Linked DNA regions of Homo sapiens: region 2 is linked to region 1. The links are chromatin contacts, found by Hi-C or POLR2A ChIA-PET in ENCODE. All regions are on one chromosome and are shown on one strand. The core of a region is the stretch at or near the end of the contact, and the rest is flanking DNA. Distances in the headings are between cores, read along the strand shown. Region 1 holds the start of LINC00501 (long intergenic non-protein coding RNA 501). Region 2 has its middle 44 kb from the start of LINC00501.

The links. Hi-C counts contacts between places; a loop is a spot of excess contacts on that map. ChIA-PET counts read pairs that join two places held with the same protein, here RNA polymerase II (POLR2A). Pooled maps may share reads with other maps.
Region 2: a map of Caco-2 shows a loop between it and region 1 (5-fold over the local background). The contact joins the enhancer-like site here to the promoter of LINC00501 in region 1. A Hi-C loop is called at or near these places in 30 of 168 maps with a recorded cell type or tissue (Caco-2, Calu3, HCT116 and 17 more), 17 of 37 single-sample maps with no recorded cell type and 29 of 50 pooled maps. POLR2A ChIA-PET finds 5 or more read pairs at or near these places in 8 of 52 experiments (B cell, Caco-2, OCI-LY7 and 5 more).

What each region holds. Positions count from the first base shown.
Region 1 is chr3:177,291,749-177,297,833 of GRCh38, forward strand. It overlaps LINC00501 (long intergenic non-protein coding RNA 501), which reads left to right and starts at 2,694. Exons shown (of 2, transcript NR_047465.1): 1 at 2,694-2,749. It also overlaps the pseudogene ASS1P7. RefSeq lists an enhancer at 1,924-3,123.
Region 2 is chr3:177,335,777-177,341,861 of GRCh38, forward strand. No RefSeq gene overlaps it. Among named protein-coding and RNA genes, the nearest start is that of LINC00501, 44 kb to the left of the region's middle. RefSeq lists a silencer at 1,325-1,619 and enhancers at 2,905-3,199, 3,057-3,156. Within about 2 kb of position 3,000, at least 10 of the 41 ENCODE cell types and tissues checked have a DNase peak (open chromatin) inside an H3K27ac peak, as active enhancers do; they include B cell, OCI-LY7, PC-9 and 2 more, where a contact is called at or near this core.

The sequences.
Region 1 (6,085 bases), core at 1,444-3,943:
TAATGACGGAAATGAAGGCGGTTTGATGGGAGGTGGAAGAGCTCTTTAGGTGGTAGGTGAAGTGACTCTGCCAACTGACAGAGCCACCTCTGTTTGACAATGTCTATGTGAGCCAGGTCCTAAAAATAGGAAGCACTCAATGAGCATTTTTTAGATCAGCTTTTCCCAAAGTCTATTTCATGGAATACTCTCATTAAATGCTGCAAACAAGAAGGGTTCTATGGTCAGATAAGTCTGGGAGACACTTTAACTTCCTCTTGGAGATTCGCAAAGTACAAAGGTGTTAAAGGCTCTAAGAAATCATACAACAAAACAAACAAATTTGTCTGGCTCAGTGTTGCCCAAGCATAGTGAGTGTATCCCTTTAAAAAACATATAACTCTTCTTTTTGTAACTCAATTGTAATACCCCAGAATTAGTATTCTAGGGAACACACCAAGGGAGCCACCATCCTAGATAGTATCATAGACCAGAAGTTACCATTCCTCACCCAAGGCCCCTTTTGTTGTATTCCCCCACAACCTTTCTTATTGTTTTTGAGATGAAGTCTTGCTCTGTCGCCCAGACTGGAATGCAGTGGTGTGGTCTCGGCTCACTGCAACCTCCACCTCCTGGGTTCAAGCAATTTTCCTGCCTCAGCCTCCCCAGTAGCTAGGATTACAGGCGCATGCCACCACGCCTGGTTAATTTTTGTATTTTTAATAGAGACGGGGTTTCACCATGTTGGCCAGGTTGGTCTCGAATTCCTGACCTCGTGATCTGGCCCCCCTCGGCCTCCCAAAGTGCTGGGATTACAGGCATGAGCCACTGTACCCAGCCTGTTCTCCCCTTTTTTCTCATGTTTTGAACATCTTTTCCTAGCAAATAGAAACATATTTATCTCATTCACAGAGATATGTAAACATAGCAATGGATAGGCAATATTCACTGCCACAGGTTCCTTAATTTCAGCTGTTCACCCCTGTGCTTCCCTGCAGGTCAATTCTACTATGGGTATTGTTTGGATATTACCACCTGATAACAGTCTGATCCACAAGTTTCACCAGAGCAATGCCAGGGGTATCATCAACAGCCAATTAGAACTTGGGCAACATGAGCTAGTCAGCTGGAAGACTGAATTGATCTAATTTTAGCACAAAGCAAAGAAATATGATGTTACGGTTAACTTGTGTAAATAGATATATGGTGCAAGTACAATTGTCGTTAGAGTTTTTTTGTTTGTTTGTTTGTTTTTGAGATGGAGTCTTGCTTTGTCGCCCAGGCTGGAGTGCAATGGCGCGATCTCGGCTCACTGCAACCTCCACCTCCAGGGTTCAAGCAGTTCTCTGTCTCAGCCTCCCGAGTAGCTGGGATTACAGGTGACTGCCACCACGGCCAGCTAATTTTTTGTATTTTTAGTAGAGACGGGGTTTCACCATGTCAGCCAGGCTGGTCTTGAACTACTGACCTTGTGATCCACCCACCTCGGCCTCCCAAAGTGCCAGGATTACAGGCGTGAGCCACTGCGGCCAGCTAGAGATTTTAAAATGCTAAAAATAACCCTAGAATGTCTTGCCCACTTCACAGATCCCTCAGAGTCCAGGCATTAGGGGTGGGAAAGTGCCACAGTAGGCTATTCTACAAATGGTATTCTTGTGCCTATATAACATGCATTGATTCTGTAGTCAAGTTTCTATTAATCTAAAGGAGACTGGGTAACTCTCAAGATTTCAAAAAAAGTGATATTACAGAAAGTATGAAAAAGTAAGAAAATTATAAAGCATGGCAAACCCTTTGGTCTTTAAGCAGAAATTTTTATTTTCAGTCAGTTGAATGTAAGGGCTTCAGAAGGATCGTCGATGAATCATGTTGTATAGGTGACAAAGCAATCCTGCGTTCATTATCTCACTTCCTTCTCCCAGGAATCAGGTGATGTCTCATTAGTACACAATCTGAGCACTGAAGAGCGTCACATTCTATAATTTTTAGGAACTTTTTGTTGTAGATGTTAGAAACCCAACATAAACTACCTTATGTAAGAAGGGCAACTGATTGGAAGGATTCTAGTATTTTCTTTTTTTTTTCTCTTTGAGACGGAGTTTCGCTCTTGTTGCCCAGGCTGGAGTGCAATGGCGCTATCTTGGCTCACTGCAACCTCCGCCTCCCGGATTCAAGCGATTCTCCTGCCTCAGCCTCCCTAGTACCTGGGATTACAGGCGCCTGCCACCACGTCCAGCTAATTTTGTATTTTTACTAGAGATGGGGTTTCTCCATGTTGGTCAGGCTGGTCTGGAACTACTGACCTCAGGTGATCTGCCCGCCTTGGCCTCCCAAAGTGCTGGGATTACAGGCACGAGCCATGGCACCCAACCGATTCCAGTATTTTCTTTTGATCTGTTTTTTGTTTTTTAAATAGAATTCTAGGAATAATTGAATAATCAAGACACAGGAAGAGCAGAGATGCAGCTGGGTTCTGAATGCTGAAAGCCAGACACTAGAAGGTTGTCAGGATTCTTCTCATCTCATGTTCCCCTCTGAATGTTGGCTTCACTCTCTCATTTCAGAGTGGCTTTCTTCTCTTAGTGGAGGACATGCTTGCCAGGAGCATGTGAGTTCATATCTATTAATAAATGTGGAGCCAGTGAAGAGAGATTAGTTCAGCTTGCTCGTCATCCCTAGGCTATGAGCCACAAAGCAGGACTGTGGCCCAGCTTAAGTCCAGTGCTAACCTGTGGGTGAATGAACAATGACCGGGGAACAGGGCCCTAAGGTATGTGTAAAGTGACTCCTGTGGTAAAAATGTACCTGAGTGGGAGTTGTGAGAGTCGGGGTGGGGAAGAAATACATTCTTAGAAAAGACGTGTTAGGCAGGTAATTCTATAGGTATGCACTCCATATTTATGCATTCTGGATGGACATATTGTGCATATATTATGGAGGCCTGTCAGCAGAACCCCAAGTCCATGCTAGCTGAATTTATGCTCAACTATATGAGGAGAGTAATTACTTTGTTTTTTCTTTCTTTGAGATGGGGTCTCACTCTGTCACCCAGGCTGGAGTACAATGGCTCAATCTCAGCTCACTGCAACCTCCACCTCTGGGGTTCAAGTGATTTTCCTGCCTCAGCCTCCAAAGTAGCTGGGATTACAGGCATGAGCCACCATGCCCGGCTAATTTTTTGTGTTTAGTAGAGACGGGGTTTCACCATGTTGGCCAGGCTGGTCTCGAACTCCTGACCTCAGGTGATCCACTCACCTCGGCCTCCCAAAGTACTGGCATTACAGGCGTGAGCCACTGTGCACGGCTACATATTAATGGAAACTCCACAGGTCAGTACCTCCAAATCTTCCCCATCTCACATCAAGAATGGCACAGGTTTGTTCTTCAGCTCCTTTTTTAAGGGTAAGACTGGTTAGAAAAGGTCTATAAGGAAATAACTCATGACCTGGAGGAAGAGGAGACATTGTTGTGCCTGGACTATTTCCTTATAAGACAATTGACAATGAGATAAGGATGAGGGCTTGGGCTGGACTTCAAACTCCCACGACCTAGCCGGTTACCTTCCCAGGAAGGTGTATCTGCAGATGTCTCAACTCCTCCTCCAGGAGGGAGGGAGAGTAAATAAAGGTGTGGGAAAGAAAAGCAACAACTCTAGGAATTAAAAGGAGGAATTAGTTGGTAGGAATTGTTTGGTTCCCAGGTAGGTGTTGGGTGTAGCCAGGCCTCCACACCTACACATTAACACACTGATAGGCAACTATAGAACCAGATATCACTTCTTTAGGAATTTGGTGACTTGGGCTGTTTCAATTTTCTCTAATCATGTCCTTTTACTTTTTTTTTTTTTTCTGAGATGGAGTTTTGCTCTTGTTGCCCAGGCTGGTGTGCAATGGCACGATCTTAGCTCACTGCAACCTCTGCCTCCCGGGTTCAAGCGATTCCCCTGCCTCAGCCTCCTGAGTAGCTGGGATTACAGGCATGCACCACCACGCTTGGCTAATTTTGTACTTTTAGTAGAGACAGGGTTTCTCTGTGTTGGTCAGGCTGGTCTCAAACTCCCTACCTCAGTTTATCCATCAGCCTCGGCCTCCCAAAGTGCTGGGATTACAGGTGTGAGCCACCACGCCCGGCCAGAGCATTTTTAAGCTCACAGCAAAATTGAGAGAAAGGTACAGAGATTTTCCATATACTCCCTTCCCATACACATGCATAGCCTCGTCCATTATCAACATCCCCTACCATAGTGGAACAGTAGTTCCCGTCGACGGACCTGCATTGACACACTGTTGTTACCCAAAGTTCACAGTTGCATATGAGGGTGTTGTACATTCTATGGGATTGGAGAAATGCATGACATGCCTTGAATTATTGAACATTATTGAATTATACAGATTATTTTCACTGCCCTAAAAATTCTCTGTGCTATGCCTGTTTATCCTCCCCCTAATCCCCAAGACCTGACAACCACTAACCTTTTTATTGTCTCCATAGTTTTGCCTTTCTCAGAATGTCATATAGTTGGAATCATACAATACATAGCCTTTTCAGATGGTGTTTTTCACTTAGTAATATGCATTTAAGTTTCCTCCATATCTTCTCATGCTTGATAGCTCATTTCTGGTTAGAGCTACTTAATGTTCCATTGTCTAGATGTACCAGAGTTTGTTTATCTATTCACCTACTGAAAGACATCTTGGCAGGGCTTAGTGGCTCACACCTGTAATCCCAGCACTTTGGGAGGCCAAGGCAGGCAGATCACCATAGGTCAGGAGTTCGAGACCAGCCTGGCCAAGATGGTGATGCTACTTGGGAGTCTGAGGCAGGAGAATCGCTTGAACCTGGGAGGCAGAGGTTGCAGTGAGCCAAGTTCTTGTGTGGACATAAATTTTCAGTTCATTTGGGTAACTACCAAAGAGCATGACAGCTGGAGTGTATGGTAAGAATATGTTTAGTTTTGTTGGAAACTGCAAACTGTCTTCCAAAGTGGCTGTACCAATTTGCATTTCCACCAGCAGTGAATGAGAGTCCTCTTGCTCCACATCCTTGGCAGTATTTGGTGTTTTCAGCCTTCCAGGTTTTGTTCATTGTAATAAGTGCGTATCTCATTGTTGTTTTAATTTGTATTTCCCTGATGACATATGATGTGGAGCATCTTTCATATGCTTATTTTCCTGTAAATCTTCTTCCTTTTTAAATGTATATTTTTAAAATTGTCATTTTATAGCTCCCCACTGCAGCTGCCCCCAACCCTTCCCTTCGCTGACCACTTTTGCAGGCTTCATGGGGGACCAGGGAACAAGGCTGGAGCCTGGCAGCCTTACTACGCTACCAGCCAGGGAGAACAAGTAGCAATTAGAAATTATTACAACAATTAGTGCCCGTACTTGGGGGCTCTGCAAAGTGAGGAGGCCCCAGCTCCTCATTGTACAGGGGTCTATTTGGCAGTGACCTTGTTCTGGACACGGTGATATTCCTTCAGCCTGAGGGAATTGATGTTGATGAACCCGGTGGCATCGATTGGCTCCTAATGGTCCTGCACATTCATGTTCACCAGCTCCTCATTGTAGAGAGACAGTGGGGAGTCCTAGCGGAGGATGTACACCTGGCCCTTGAGGACAGACACCTGCACTTTCCCTTCCACTCATTCCTGGGACTTGGTGATGCAGTGGCGGACACGTTCACATTCAGGGCTGTGCCAGAAACCGGTGTACACCAGCTCAGCCAATTTCAAGTCCAGGCCTTGTTTGATTTTGCACACTTACTGGTCCATGGTGAAGGCCTCAATGTCTAAATGAGCGTGGTAAAGGATGGTGTCTGCTGGGGTCTCGTAGATACCTCGGGACCTCATTCCAATGAAGCGGTTATCCATGATGTCAATAGAGCCAACACGGTGCTTGCCCGCGACTTCGTTCAGGTACACGAAGAGCTCCAAGGAGGTCTGGTGGATGGTGCCATCCTTGATGTTGGTCACCTTCACTGGGACCCCTTTTGTGAACTCGATCTTGAGAATGTCAGGGGTGTTGGGGCTTTGGCTGGGTCCTGGGTCTTCGTGCAGCAACCTGGAGGCGCTTGGTTCTTGGGGCTCTCCAGGATTCCAGCCTCATAG
Region 2 (6,085 bases), core at 1,750-4,249, 44 kb after region 1:
TTATAGGAACGCTTGTATTTGGTGATGGAGGGGCTCACACTAGTCTGGACCCTTCCTCTCGGCTGATGCTCAGCTATGGTGCTCAGTATCATTCATTCACAGGAGAGCCAGTTCCAATCGAGTTCTCTCTCCAATAAACCACACTGCTTAGGACTCACCCTTGTGCAATAAAATTGTGGCAGGGCTAAAAATAGAAACCACAAATCCTGCCTGCCAATCCTGCATTCTAACCTCTAATCTACTTGTAGCAAGGACAAATGTTTTCAGGAAAATAAAATGACACTGCATAGAACACAGTGACACAACTGTCCCTATTGTCAGAACTTCCACTCAAAAAACCTGGAGAAAAGAGGATGAATTCCATCTTCCACACCTTGGTCACCATATACCTAGTTTCAACCTTCCTCTAATTTCTAATACAATCTGAATTACAAAAGCAATGAAAAAAATAAAAAGAGAATACAAAGCAGGACGGGGAGAGAGACATAAATATCCCCCTTGTTACAACTTTCTTAATGATGGGAATTTGTCTTTTGTGTTTCAGTACAATGGAAATGGACTAACAGAAGTTCAGTATTAGATTAATAGGACTCTCACTTTGTCAAATGGAAAGCCGGTTAAGGGGGTGAATTCCTTAACCTGGATTTGAGGACAGAGGCATCCTGCTTAGTAAAAAGTACCCTCAGAAAACCTGAATGTGATCCCCAGCTTGCCACTCACATCTAGTTCAAAAGGGAACCAACTATTTCATCTCCTGCAGCCTTGGAGTTCTTATCTCTAAAATGACATGATGGCCGGGCATGGAGGCTCATGCCTGTAATCCTGGCACTTTGGGAGGCCGAGGCGGGTGGATCACCTGAGGTCAGAAGTTCAAGACTAGCCTGGCCAACATGGTGAAACCCCATCTCTACTAAAAATACAAAAATTGCAGGCATGGTGGCACATGCCTGTAATCCTAGGTACGCTGGAGGCTGAGGCAGGAGAATTGCTTGAACCTGGGAGGCGGAGGTTGCAGTGAGCTGAGATCACACCACTGCACTCCAGCCTGGGCGACAGAGCTAAACTCCTTCTCAAAATAAATAAATAAATAAATAAAATGGCTTGCAATTAACAGCCTTGTATGCACAGAACTGTTGTGAGGCTCAGTGAGACAGAATTCATGGGAAGTGCTGCATAAATGGTATGTCTATCTATAACTGAGGGATTATTATTGCTGGACACAAATTCATTTATTGTTCTCGATTGGATGTACACATAATTCAAATTCCCCAGAAAACAGCTCTGCCCTTCATTTCCAGCTGTGTGGTATGCAGCTTCTAAACATTTTTACTGAAACCTTGCCTCTTAACTGTTAGTCTTGAGGGTCTACACACAGCTCCCACGCTCAATTAACTGTTACTTCCCCAGGCAGCTGCAAGGCAGAAATTTCTGATTTGTGTTACAACCAGTCTAGCCCTCTGTGTCTTGGCTACGGACAGACATGCCTCCACAAAGACACAAACCAGAATGGAATCTAACAGGAACCTTGGTGAGAGATGTGCTCTGGGAGGAATGAGATATGAAGACAGGACTCAAGAAACGGTGGCTATAGACTTCTTATAGGAGGCTTTAACTTTCTCAGTTTTGAAATGCCATATTTGTTTTGCTGTGCGATGAATATAAGTGAATTAACAATGTGCTTACAGATTTCTTAGCTGGTAATGTGATAAAATTTAAAATATTCTTGTTTGGTATCATTTTGAAATTTTCTTGGCACTTATGAAACTAATGAGAAACACCCGCATGCTGTTGGAGAGAGTGAGTGCATTTTCAGGCCCAGCATTTGGGAGCTTCAGTCTTCCGTAATTCAATGCATGACAATAGATTTATTATTGAAGAAATGAAGAAAGAGGTCAGGCAAAAAAACCAGCAATTAATCATTTGAAGACACTGAGTCATCTACTATTTTATGTCAGAAATCTTGTAGCCATGTTTACATAATAATAAAACAGCTATAAGAGGGCAGATGTTTTAGGCCTAGACATTCGCTAGTCAGTAACATGTAAATGTGAGAGTCCTCGTGGTTACGGTTTCACACCTTTCCATGGCGGTTGCCAGTCAGTTTTTCCTTGCTGTTCATAAGCTACCAAGTAATACACATTTGTCTTCACTCTGGTCTGCAGTGAAAATAAAATGAGAAGAGAAAGAAGAAGATATGAAGTGGAACAATGTGGTTGGGAAATTCCCATATCTTTACCCTAAAAAAAAAAAGAAAAAATATTACTCTTTTAAGTAAGGCCCAAGAGAATATTAAATGCATATACTATGATTCAAAGAAAATAGTGTTACCATTTAGTCATCAAAGTGGACCTTTGGTCTTGGCAGCATGTGTGAAACTTAAGGGTGGCAGCATGTGCTCTGTTAGTGAGTACATTTGTAGCAAACCACAGGGGTCTGAGTTCTTATTGCCTAAGTGCCCATTTTCTTGGGTGTTTTGCTTTTGTCTCCAGAATATCCAGAGAATGAGTTTGTTAATAAAAAATAAAACTGGCCGGGCGCAATGGCTCACGCCTGTAATCCCAGCACTTTGGGAGGCCAAGGTGGGCAGATCACCTGAGGTCAGGAGTTTGAGACTAAAAATATAAAATTATCTGGGTGTAGTGGCGGGCACCTGTGGTCCCAGCTACTCGGGAGGCTGAGGCAGGAGAATCGCTTGAACCCGGGAGGCAGAGGTCGCGTTGAGCTGAGATCGCACCATTGCATTCCAACCTGGGCAACAAGAGCAAAACTCCGTTTCAAAAAAAATAATAATAATTTTTTTTTTAAAGAAGGGTAGCCAACAGATGAAGAAAAATAAGTAAATTCCTCCAAGATTCAAGACAAGATTTAAATACTTTCTAGCCATTTATTTTTCTAACCAGATTTAATTTGGAAGTATGAACAAAAAAAGTTATAGCATCACGCTCTGGTCAGCTTGTCTCAGATAATGGCTTGTGTGACCAGTGGAGGTCCTGGGGGAAGGGAAATTCAGAGGGCAATAAGGAACTTCTCTGTTATCTCAGAGTTTCACAATACACACAGGAAACATTTGTAGCTGGTCCTCTGTTAGCCTGAAAGATTAGCTAATCCCTTGTTTCACCATAAAATGCATTTTTAGCAATAGTTCCTGAACTGCAAGCAAAAACTCAGGTGGCCAGCTCATAGTCCTCCTAAATTACAGTTGAAAGATGCTTTGCATTGTAGATATTGGCTTGGGCAATAAGGAAACTGGTATAGTTCCTGGGGATGTGCTGGGCTGACATGAACCTCTCTATGCCCCACCACCAATGGAGCAAGCCGATTTCCATGTCCAGCATGCCGTATACATTCTACAACAGTGTTCTTAGGGTAGTATTGGATTCCTGAAGCCCAGAGATGGATTAACTGTCCAGGTGCCCCAGATGAATTCTAACTCAAATTAACACATCCTGTCTATACAACCTTTCAACTCTATATAGCAAAACTGTGACCTCCTGTTCAAACAGGAAAGATAAGCAGCCACATTTTATCATGGTGGTTCCTGAATATGTTTGCTACTAGCCTGATTTACTCACTTATAGTTTGCCCACTAGATCTTTTTCTCTAGACATAGTCATTTCTCTTTTTTCTTTCTTCTCTTTCTTTCTCTTTCTTTCTTTCTTTCTTTCTTTCTTTCTTTTTCTTTCTCTTTCTTTCTTTCTTTTCTTTCCTTTCTTCCTCTCTCCCTTCCTTCCTTCCTTCCTTCCTTCCTTCCTTCCTTCCTTCCTTCCTTCCTTCCTCCCTTCCTTTCCTTCCTTCCTTCTCTCTCTCTCTCTTTCTTTCTTTGTTACGGAGTTTTCCTCTTGTTGCCCAGGCTGGAGTGCAATGGAGTGATCTCGACTCACTGCAACCTCCACTTTCTGGGTTCAAGCGATTCTCCTGCCTCAGCCTCCCAAGTAGCTAGGATTACAGACATGCGCCACCATGCCTGACTAATTTTGTATTTTTAGTAGAGACGGGGTTTCTCCATGTTGGTCAGGCTGGTCCTGAACTCCCGACCTCAGGTGATCCACCTGCCTCGGCCTCCCAAAGTGCTGGGATTACAGGCGTGAGCCACTGCTCCTGGCTCATAGTCTTATTTTATTTTATTTTATTTTATTTTATTTTATTTTATTTTATTTTATTTTATTTTATTTTTTTGGGACAGAGTCTCGCTCTGTTGCCCAGGCTGGAGTGCAGTGGTGCGATCTCAGTTCACGGCAACCTCTGCCTCCTGTGTTCAAGCGATTCTCCTGCCTCAGCCTCCTGAACAGCTGGGACTACAGGCACATGCCACCATGCCCAGCTAATTTTTTGTATTTTTAGTAGAGACAGGGTTTCACTGTGTTAGCCAGGATGGTGTCGATCTCCTGATCTCGTGATCTGCCCTCCTCAGCCTCTCAAAGTGCTGGGATTACAGGCGTGAGCCCCTGCGCCCGGCCTATTTATTTCTAAAAGACCTGGGGGAACTTTTAAAAACTATATTTTAATTTGTATAAAGAATGTATCACAGATTTATTGTGCTGGAAGAGATTTATTGTGCTGGAAGAGGTTTTAGAGATTATCTAGCCCAATGGCCCAATGTCTTTATTTTAGGTATAAGGACATGAGAGGCCCAGAGAGGTTAAGTACCTTGCTCAAGGTCACTCAGCTAGTTAGCTGTAGTAGATCTACCATATGAGCACATGGTTAATTCCTAAAGTATTCCCACAGGTCCTCTGTATTCACAGCTCCTCATTAAGCAAAGACCTTAACTCAGAGAGCTGTTTTGTGACACATGTTACACCCAGCACTTTTCACCTTTAAGATACTGGGACAGGACCACCAAGAATACCAATGGGCTGAGATCAGCTTGGAGGGTCAGCTGCTCACAGGGTTTCCTGTGCACTAAGGCGGCATGACAGCTGGGGAGTATCTATCCTGTTTGTCTTTCTGAATAACCCTCATAACTGAGATGGCATTTGGCATAGATTCCAAATTACAAATACGATCAAATTCATGTGTGCTACCCCACAGTGCATGATGAGATTATTTATTTATTTTGTGTTAATTAATTAACTAATTTTTATTTTTTGCTTTCATTATTATTTTTAACTGACACATATTTATGGGGTACCGTGTGATATTTGGATACATGGATACAATGTATAATAATCAAATCAGGGTAATTAGCATAACCATTACCTCAAACATTTATCATTTCTTTGTGTTGGGAACATTAAAAATCTGATCTTCTAGCTATTTGAAAATATGCAATTTTTTTTTTTTTTTTTTTTTGAGAAGGAGTCTCACTCTGTTGCCCAGGCTGAAGTGCAATGGCACAATTTCGGCTCACTACAACCTCCGCTTCCCAGGTTCAAGCGATTTTCCTGCCTCAGCCTCCTAAGTAGCTGAAACTACAGGCACGTGCCATCATGCCCGGCTAATTTTTATATTTTTAGTAGAGACGGGGTTTTGCCATGCTGGACAGGCTGGTCTCAAACTCCTGACCTCGTGATCCACCCGCCTTGGCCTCCCGAAGTGTTGGGATTACAGGCATGAGCCACTATGCCTGGCCTGAAAATATGCCATGAGTTGTTGTTAGCTATAGTCACTCTCTAGTGCTGTATGAACACTAGAACTTATTCCTCCTATCTAACTATACTTTTGCATTCCTTAACCAACCTTCGGCTACCCCTCCCCCACCCTGTCCCACCTCTAGTAACCACTGTGAGATTATTTATTTTTATCCATCTTGTACCTCAATGGTTTTTGAGGTTCTCTCTTTCTATACAAAATACAAAAATATAAAATAACATTAGAAACAATTAGGGTGAGGGCAAAATTGTTTTGTTTTTGATAGAAAAATAATACAGATAGGTAAAACTGATACACAGAAATAAATATTATAAAGCTTTTGTTCTGTGTTTGGAGAAGAATGTAAAATTTGGCTCAGAGTTTCTTAGTGGCCTCAGCAAAGGGAAAAATGTGATCTATTATAAGATTCAGAATGTTTGTGAGATTTAAAAAAACGCAATTCAAGAGAAACATAGTTTTTACTCATACTAAAACCCGAGAGGTTTCTTCCTTG